2 separate regions of the Mus musculus genome follow, and region 1 is linked to region 2. The links are chromatin loops, found by intact Hi-C in ENCODE. Cell type or tissue: left cerebral cortex. All regions are shown on one strand. Links, peaks and the distances in the headings refer to the core of each region. The heading gives the core; the rest is flanking DNA.

Region 1 (4,821 bases), core at 842-3,341, 210 kb before region 2:
GCTCAGTCTCAGGACTATCCTGGCGTTGCGCCTCAGCTTTCCAGTCGGGCTTATGAACATTCTGGCGGTTAGACCATCTATTCCCCCAGACTCGCAGATGCTGCTCTTCCCCCACTGGCTCTGCACAGAACATCATTATCTTTGCTGAGCTTCTGTCTCTATGGCAATAACAGATGGGAAGTGCTGCGGAATTATTCATGTTCACACAGGCAGTCAAGAAGCGTCGAGTAGGAGGTGGGAGAGGGGCATGACCTGGGAGCACGGAGATGGGGGCCGACAGGAGCTGGGGCGGAGGCGGTGATGAGAGGTGACATTTGTTAGACCTATTGTGGGGGTTAAAAAAAAAAGGACGAAAAATCCTCAAGCACAAAAGTATTCCCAATTGGACAACTGCAAATGTAGACCCAAACATGAGTAACCCCGAAGCGGTAAAATAAACCCGGCGAGAAAAGGAAAAAAAAAAAAAAAAAGAAAAAAAAAAGGTGGGGTGGGGGTGGGGTGCGCCACCGTCGCCGAAGCTCGAGTTCCCTAAGTCTGCGCAGTGCTACTCGCTGCGCTATTTCAGTTCCTGATCCTGCGGTGGGGTGGAGAAAAGGGGATTTCTTGGTGTTTCGAAATATGACGGGCTAGCTTCACAGAGTTGAATATTCGAGCTATCCTGGATACGTTGGCTAGGAAGTCCCCTCACCCACCCCCGCCGGCGGTTCGAGGTGGCAGCCGAAAGTGGTTATCTTCCTCCACCTCTTACCGTCTCTGGAAAAATTAAAAAGAAAGAAAGAAAGAAAAAAACACACCCGAAAACACCAACCAAAGTGCTTAGTGAATCAGAATGGGTCACTTATGGAGGCTAAGAGCAGCTGGGGCAGCAAGATCTGTCCCCGCGGTGCGCAAACCGCGGACTCTGGGGCGATGGCGGCCGGGTCAGGCCACCCCAGAGCGGCCAGGCGGGGCTGCTCACCGGCAGCTGGCAGGGCGGCCGCGGCGGGAGGCCCCACGGGGGCGAGAGGCCCCGCGACGTCGGCACTGGGCGGGGGGAGGGTGGCAACACTGGGAGCGGGGAGCACGGGGGCAGGTGGTGGCGCTGCGGGGGGGGGGGCGGTGGCAGCGCGGGGGCGTCTGCGCGGCGGGCTCAGCCCGGGGGTCGCGGCGGGGAGCCACCCGCAGGCCACCTCCGGGGCGGGGCCGGGCGGCCAGCTGCGGCCGCGGGGGTTGAGGGGGGCTGCTGGCCGAGCCTGACCTCGGGCGCGGCCAGCTGCCGGGGTCGCGCACAGTGCAGCCCGCCGCGCCCTGCCCCCTCTCCCCCTTCTCACCCCCCCCGCCTCGCAGCGCGGCGGCCCGGCGGCCAGGGCGCCCCCAGGTCTGGCCCGTCGCCACACGGCGGCGGGCGTGGCGAGGGCGGCCCCAGACAGCCGGCTGAGCGACTCGAGGAAGGAAGGAGGGCGGCGGGGGTGGGGCCGAGGGAACATCCTGTCTGAGCCGGGCACCGCAGACAGCGCCGTGCGCCAGCCGCCCAGACGGCGCGCCGGGCCAGCAGCGCGGGGTACGCGCGAGGGGGGCGGGGGAGCGGGAGCACGCGCGTGCGCGGCCGAGGCGCCAGGCGCGCGCCCCGGTCGGGGCTGGGGACGCGCGCGCAGCCTGCAGTGTGCAGCCCGCCGGGAGCCACAATAGGCCAGACGGCGCGCGCGCCCGAGGGGCTGGCTGGCGCGGGGCCGCGCGGCGCCGCTGGCTTCGTTCCCTCCCCTCCCCCGCCCGCCGCCCTCGCTGTCCCCCGGGCGGCCGGAGACGGCGGCGGCGTCTGCGGGAAGCCGTGTCTCCGCAGTGACGTGGGCGGGCCGCGGGCCGGGTGACGTCAGAGGCTGTGTGTAGCGATGTGTGTGGGGTTCGGAGCGGCGCCGGCACAGCGAAGGCGGCTGGCGAGCGACGGCGACGGCGACGGCGGGCACAGGTGCGGCCGCAGGTCGCGAGGGGACGCGAGGGGCGTGCGGCCTCTGGGGGCGCTGAGGCGGCGGCGGCGGGGGTGATGGGGAGGGCACAGAGCCCGGGGGTCTGCCCGGGCGCGGAGGGCCTGAGTGGGGCGTCCGGGATGCGTGGGGGTCCCGGGCGGGGTCGCGGGCACAGGGCGCGCGGCGGGGGTCCCACGGGTGTACAGGCCTCGCGGATTCTGGGACGGGTCAGCTGGGAGGGGATGGCGGTGCACTTGACCCGAGCCGCCGGGACCCAGGAGACCTGGACCCTGGTCATCGCCGCCATCCCCCGGCCGTCTGCGCTCGGCGGGGATGCCCCGGGCTGGCCCCAGCTCTAAGCGTCCGGCGACGCGGGCTTCCGGGCTTGGCGCCTAACCTGCCCGCGCCCCTGTGGGTGCCACGGCTCAGGGTGGGTCAAGTGGGGGGAGGCGCAGCCCTGGGGCGCCTAGGTAACCCTAGAGAACTTCCCGCGGGCCGGGGGCGTGGGGTATTTCCACCGGCGGCCCCCGCAGTGGGGCGATGTGGGGAGGGCACTTAGGGTGATCCCAGTCACAGAGGTGGGGGTTGGGAGGACTCCTACTTCCTCTGCCCCCTCTCACCTCACCAGACGCCGGGAGTCCCCTGCTTCCCTGTCCTTTGGGTTGATGATGAGTGGGTGTCTCTGCGTGTGCGCAGGGCTGTGGGGGCGCCCCTGGTCTAGGTCATGCCTTCTGCCCTTTTCCTTGGCTCGCCTTGGCTGAGGTGTCCCTGTAGTGGCGAAAGTCACAGTACGGTGGCTAGGTGGCTTTCGTCCATAATTCTCTGGGTTTGTGTTAACATAAATTGCTGGGAGTTTAGAAGCAAAGCTTTTTATTTGTCGGCTTTTACTGGGTTTTCTCCAGGGAGGGAAGTGGATGAATACTCTTTTTCGCCACTCTGCCTCCATTTGCATTCTTTGTGAGGTCTGTCTGCCTTGTGCTTTTTGTCCCGGATTAGTCTTGCTCATGGATGGAGATTTCCAGGCGTGGAGTCTTACAGCTTTTGGCTTCCATTAGGCAAATTCGCTAACCTTTTAAAGGGAAAGTTTTTTTTTCTTCTTCATTCCAAAAAGATAGTATGTATGAATGTACTTGAAGTTTAGTTGCATATGGTAGGTATATTAACATGTATCTTGGGGGGTGGGGAGACCAGAAACTACAGGTTTTTTTTTTTTTTTTTTCTAACGAGAAAGGATTGTTTTTTAAAATTTAAATGGCATGCATAGTTGAGAAAGCCTCTGGTACTGAGGTTTGGTTATTCGTATTCTAAATTTGTGTACTCGTCCTTGTTTGGAGAGGCATTATTTAATGCTTCTGTTACCCACCGTCTGGACTGCTTCCTATTTAGATGAAGTTTCTTTTAGATAACTGGTGTTAGGTTGGAAGAAACCACCCAAGTGTTACCTTTGGTAAAATGAACTGAGTTGAAGATTAAGAAACTGGTTTTAAACAGACCCTTTGGCCTCTGGAGCTAATTCAAATGTAACTCCCCACCCCTTTCTCTTCCAGATCAATTAAAAGAAGAATGAGCTGTAATCCCTGAAGATAAAACTGGACAGCTTTTTCATTTAGTATATGTATATTTTTAATTATAAAAGTTCAGGTGGAGTCTTCAGTTTATCAGTACTGAGCAGCAGATCACCATTTTCAGGGACGATACCTGCCTCTTCTTTTTTGGTGTTCTTGGCAAAAATTAAACCCATTGCGTCATTGTAACTCATGTTTGGGTGTAGTTTCAGGATACAGTCATGGTATAAACTTCCCACATGCTTTGCTTAAAAAACAAAACCAACCAAACTCAACCATTACACCGAACTTTGGACTTCTTGAATTGAGCTTTATTTTAATATAAATACCTGAAGTGATTTTCTCAGAAGTGTGCTTACGATTATATTCTTATTTGTTATTAGAAGCAAACAAAACTGAGAAGTTTTGTAGCATTTTCAATTATATCTTAAAGTACAGCTAAACCAAAACAGAGTTGTACAATCTATTGAGTAAGAAAATTCATCTTTGGAAAGTAAACATTTCTAAGTGAGTCATAAGTATTTGTATACATTCCCCTTTTCTCTTCAGATTAGGAACTGAGAACAACATGCCAGTTGCAGACTTAATCGTTTAAAGCACCAGTGTGGCCATGGAAAACCTCCAGTCTAAGTTCTCCTTAGTTCAGGGTTCAAATAAAAAGCTGAACGGCATGGAGGATGATGGCAGTCCTCCTGTGAAAAAAATGATGACCGACATTCATGCCAATGGGAAAACCCTGACCAAGGTGAAGAAGGAGCACTTAGATGACTATGGAGATGCATCCGTGGAGCCGGATGGCGAGCACGCCAAGCGAAACCGTGTTTCTCTACCTGAAACTTTAAATTTAAACCCCAGTCTGAAACACACGCTGGCACAATTCCACTTAAGCAGTCAGAGCTCTTTGGGTGGACCAGCAGCATTTTCTGCTCGATATTCCCAGGAGAGCATGTCACCGACTGTATTCCTGCCTCTTCCCTCTCCTCAGGTTCTTCCCGGCCCTCTTCTCATTCCTTCTGATAGCTCCACAGAGCTCACTCAGACTCTTTTGGAAGGGGAGTCTATTTCTTGTTTTCAAGTTGGAGGAGAAAAGAGACTCTGTTTGCCCCAAGTCTTAAACTCTGTCCTCCGAGAATTTTCACTCCAGCAGATAAACACAGTATGTGATGAGCTGTACATCTATTGTTCAAGGTGTACTTCAGACCAGCTTCATATCTTAAAGGTCTTAGGGATACTCCCATTTAATGCTCCATCCTGTGGGCTGATCACGTTGACCGATGCACAAAGACTCTGTAATGCTTTACTGCGGCCACGAA
Region 2 (4,821 bases), core at 1,316-3,815:
AAATAATTGACTTTCAACTGAAGATGCTGATTACTTAAACTAAGATGATTTACTAGGCCAGGGTCATCCGCCTTTCAGAATATAACCTCTCCTTTATTAATGCAGTTTCATGTAAGGAAGGCCTGAGAATGACACGCTTGCCTGCCACCCAAGAGTGTCTGATCCTCCCTGGCAGTGCGTCTTGCAAGTCACCACCCATCTCCCTGTCATGCTGAAATGGCTGAGAAAGAAAATGCCTTGCCAGAGAGTCTGATTCCTTTTAGGCCATCTCATTTTGATTTCTTAGGGGCTCTGCTGATAGAGCAGCATAAGGACTTCCCCAAGTCTTCAACAGCTGCAACAAATACAACCAAGAGTTAGACTCGGGAGGAGTAGGGTGTTGGGTAAATCTCTGAGAAGCGTTGAGGAGACGAGTGTGGGGAGGGAGGTAAATATGATCAAGTACGTGCTGTGGCATTCATATGCGAAATTCTCAAAGAATTAGTGTCCTATGTTTTTAAAGAAAGAACTCATCTGCTGGTAGAATTTCATTTGCAGGGTTATCTTGTCCAGTATCTGAGCCCTGTGTTGGCCCAGTGTTAAAAGAGGAGAATGGCTAAGAAACAAATGTGCAACAAGCCATGGCTGCATATGAAAGCACTCCTACTTGAGGCATGAATAGCATCAAACAAGGTACTAGGCTTAGGAGTCCACACTACAAATGCTCCTATTTAAGGCCAGAATACTTAATGCAGAGCAGCCTCAAGAATTCAGCTGAAGTAATAGACTTGTACCCTTCTTTTGGCTTAATCAATGCATGAGATAGGGTTATTTTTGTTCACACTCACTTATGAGATGGGTTGGCACGCATTTCATTAGTAATAAGACATTATTTTTAAAAATTAATCCCTCTCATTGTCTGCACTGAGGAAAACCCATAATACACTTTTAAAATTTCTGAATCTCTAATATCACAGCAGTTCTCTTTCGAGACACTAAGAACCTTTAGTTAATGACTTTTTTTTTTTTTCGGAGAGGGAAATATGCAGGCTCAAATAAACTAAACTATAAACGGTGCACAGTTTCTATTAATAGACCCGAACCAATGAGAAATTTTAACAATCAAAAATTTAAATTCAACATGAAAATGAAAATACAGGCAAAATGTATTCTTATCAAAGATTTAAAATACGTGCAGAAGCCATTCCACCTGGACTACCTTGTTTGGGCATAGGCTATATTATATCTGGAAGTAATGATCAACAATTGTGTTCAATCACACTCTTTAAAAGTACTCTCATCTAGCTGTCCTTCAGTCTTCCCACACTGTCTGGGGCAGCTGTGGAAATCCCATGTATGTTTTACAGATGAGAAGGGAGTCTAGGTGTATAATGGCACCAACTGGCACACGCACTCCTGGTTCAAGCCATCTATTTCTCCCCTGCTTATCACAGTGTATTTACTAAGATAAGAGAGACACTCATTACTATGTGTATTTGAACTCTGGACAAGAGTAAGGTTACCTCTAGATTGGAAGCTAGGAAACCAAACCAAACCGAACTGAACTGAACCGAACCGAACCGAACCAAACCAAACCAAACCAAACCAAACCGAACCACCACCCCATTTATAGAGTTTATAGGAAGCAGATTCTTGAGGTTATCAGCTCCTCAAAGCTGATACAGAGCTCCTTGCTGTCTGGACTACCCTGTCCATCTGTGGGGCTAGAGATAGAGTAGGCACAAGTATTCTTTTCTCCTTTCTGGGAAGAAGCTTCAAAAGAGTCTTGAATCCTTAATTTGTCTCAATGCCTAGTTCTTTGTTGCCGTGAGAATTTTTTTTTTTTTTTTTTTTTTTTAGCACTTTCTAAAGTGGCATTGTCTAACAAAGCTTCTGACAAGATAATCACTTGTCACCTATGGTTATTGAGCACTTGAAATATGAGATACTGACTGACTTCTAAACATTTTAGTTACAGTTTGACTTTAAATAGGTCTATGTAGCTCTTGATTACTGTACTGGACAGAGAGGTTCTATATGGTTTAAGATTATGGCTCATAGGGCCCAGAACACCCCATCAGTAGCATCTTTAGGCTTGTGGGGTTATTTAATATGAACTTAATATGAATTATGCCTTAACTGGGCATAAAGGAGGGAGGGGCTGAAGCAAATTGTTGGCAATAACAACAAGAAGACATCTGGGGATCTCTGAGGAAGGACTAACAAATGGAAGATGGAAGATCCATTTGCATTTCAGTGCCATTTGGATTGAATTTGAATTTCTAAACTAAGATTTGGAGCAAGACAGCACCATCAATTCAGTGTAAAAATGTCTACTCACCAGGGCTACAGGAATCCAAAGAATGAAGATGAGATTTTACTACAGGCTGTTAAAAGAAGCACGGAGAAGTGAATGAGCTGTCAGAGTCTGCTAGGATGGCTGGCCATCTCAGGACAGTCTCTGATGAAGCTCTGTACTTGAGAGAATTGGGGAGACCCCAAGAAACGATAGATGAAAGGACTTGGCATCATGACTAACCTGTGGAGAGCATTTTATAAACGCTGGCACTATTTAGTGATTTGTATATCTTCCTAGATTATTTTAGAGCCTTCTTCCAAGTCCATCTGAAGCATGGAGAACTGCTTAGCATCATCAGTTTGGGGAAAATTGTGCCATTGGACTGAGTCAGAGAAAGTATAGGTAACAAGGGCATGGTGGAGACAGCCACAGCATCATCCCTGTTTGCTTTATGGGAAACATCACTGAAGATTGGTTATGTGTTTCAGGGACACTGAGGTAGACGGCACTGGAGTGGAACCAGAAGAGGAAAAAGATGGGAGAAATAGCTAAGGGGAATGACTATCTGCATGTTAGACATTTGTGCCTTATCGTGATTATCTGTGAAAGGTGACCAAGAAGGCATTGCGGGTAAATAGTTCAGGCCCTGTGGGTGAGTGAGAAGGGTGCTGGCTCTGGAAAGTATTTGCAGGATTAAGATACTAACTTCAATTAAGTGACTGGGAAGAATGGGAGCCCTGAGTTCCCACAGTCTGCTTTCTGTAAAACAACGTTGCCAAACACATGTTTACCACCATTACAACAGAACGAATCTAAAATGAAGGCATATCTGGGTTTCCAGGCTTGCTCACTGTTTCACTCTTCCCGTTCTTGTCCTTCCAGGAAAGCCTGCTGGTTTAGCTTCCAACCTGTTTCTGTAAAACTGGCGCTCAAGTTGTGTGAACAGTTGTGGCAAGCACAAGACAGTTGGCAGGGTGGGGGCGAGTGACAGTGGGTGGGTGAGCAGATTAAAGAAGAAATGACTAGAGAGATAACGGAGTGTGTGAAGGAGAATGCAGCCCTCCTTTTGTCAATTACTATATCCCTGCTTCTCATCACAGCTGTTGAAAGTTACATTCATGAGCAAGATCATATAAGTGACTTGGACATGGGAGCTGAGCAGTATACAGTGTGAACGCAACCTCTAACTGTAGATTTTCAAGATCCCTAACTGTAGATTTTCCATCTGTGTTATATACGGTTAAGCACTGGTGTGAAGTTTAAACTAGATGGCATTGTCTAGCAGAGTATAGATGCTCAGTAAATAGTCTCTCCCCGCCCCCATTCCCATTGCCTCACCCCATTCTTCATCCCACCCATGGAACACTAAAGAAATAAACCTACAGTGTATTAAAATTTGTGTTTGGAGGATGAGAAAATACGCGGTGGTGACAGAAGCATACAGAGGAGAGTCATAACCCAAAGCAAGCCTGAATCCATCTCCCTTTTAATTAATCCACTTATTTTTCTGTAGACTTACAGTTCTCTGGTTCCTAAAAGCTACAGAAATGTTTATCAGGACAGCATCCCTAACTGCTTTTTCAACACTATGAACCGGAAGACTTGGAACAGGAAGAACGAGGGCATCATCCAGAGTTATCAAGCCACATCCTGGAATGACAGGGCCCCCTTGTTTTTCTACCCAGACATGCTGGGAACCTCCAACGAAAGTCTGGGAAAGCAGAGAACTGGGAAAGCAAAGGATACTCGCTTGTTTTCTTGGTAAACACGAGACAATGCCCTTTAGGTGTTAGATCTCAACTGCAGGGAAAGCTGACCAGCCAGCACGGATCCCACCAGTCCCCAGGTATTTACCGCGCAGCAGACAACTTTCAGCACCCCGGACAGCGGCACACCATCCCAACTCTAGCCAGCTCTTCAACCTGTCCCCAGCTCTCAGAGGCAGATTATCCCTGCAACCCTTAGTTACTCTGGCCAGTTACTGCCTCTGCCACGCAGGCGAACATCCTTTGAGTCTCTCAACTCAAGCTCTCAATGAACCGAGTTTCGCACACGTAGCGGAATCACTATCAAGAAGAGACGACAGCCTGTGCTGCTTCCACCTTCCCTCATCTTTCTTCTGTAAGTCATTTGACAGCTTCTACCTTACAGTTTGATCATGATGTAAAATGCACACTTGGCGGGGGAGGAGGGTGACTCAGTGGAGACAGAAGGCTTGGGGCCACGCCACCCTACTCTGGCCCTCAGAATTTGTGGGAAACTGAGATGTGTTTTGGGGCTGGGAAAAAGGCCCCAAAGAGGCGAAGCAGTGCGTGCGAGAGTCCTCTCGAGAGCCGCGGGCTCCGGGCAGGAACCTACCCAGATAGCTCTCCCGTCACATCCTCCTCACTGCACGGTCTCCCGCTTGGCCGGGGACAGATGGTCCTCGTGGCGCACCAGCCTAGTCGGGGCGCAGGGCTCCATTGGAGTCCCTTTGAAGAGTTTTGCTCTGGTTAAAGGACAGATTCATGTCCCCGCCTTCCTCTGGGACTGCGGCCCGGAAA

The links. Hi-C counts contacts between places; a loop is a spot of excess contacts. Peaks named below come from ENCODE experiments on the same cell type or tissue, not always from the same donor. Only the 100,000 strongest peaks of a DNase experiment are listed, where the experiment ranks them.
Region 1: it touches region 2 in a loop (3-fold over the local background); 1 of 42 quality-filtered maps calls a loop at or near these places.

The regions. Positions count from the first base shown.
Region 1 is chr3:31,093,213-31,098,033 of GRCm38, forward strand. It overlaps Skil (SKI-like), which reads left to right and starts at 1,846. Exons shown (of 7, transcript NM_001039090.2): 1 at 1,846-1,945; 2 at 3,491-4,821. The coding sequence starts at 4,119. In left cerebral cortex, for the core only: a CTCF peak has its summit at 1,857; DNase peaks (open chromatin) are centred at 1,539, 1,770, 2,120, 2,645 and 1 more place; H3K4me3 peaks cover 2,255 bases; H3K27ac peaks cover 1,616 bases.
Region 2 is chr3:31,304,900-31,309,720 of GRCm38, forward strand. The region is part of intron 1 of Slc7a14 (solute carrier family 7 (cationic amino acid transporter, y+ system), member 14); the gene reads right to left. It overlaps Gm15496 (a long non-coding RNA gene), which reads left to right. Exons shown (of 3, transcript XR_880740.3): 1 at 1-4,399. Among named protein-coding and RNA genes, the nearest start is that of Slc7a14, 3.0 kb to the right of the region's middle. In left cerebral cortex, for the core only: no CTCF peak of the experiment used is centred there; DNase peaks (open chromatin) are centred at 2,452 and 3,236; H3K4me3 peaks cover 487 bases; H3K27ac peaks cover 373 bases.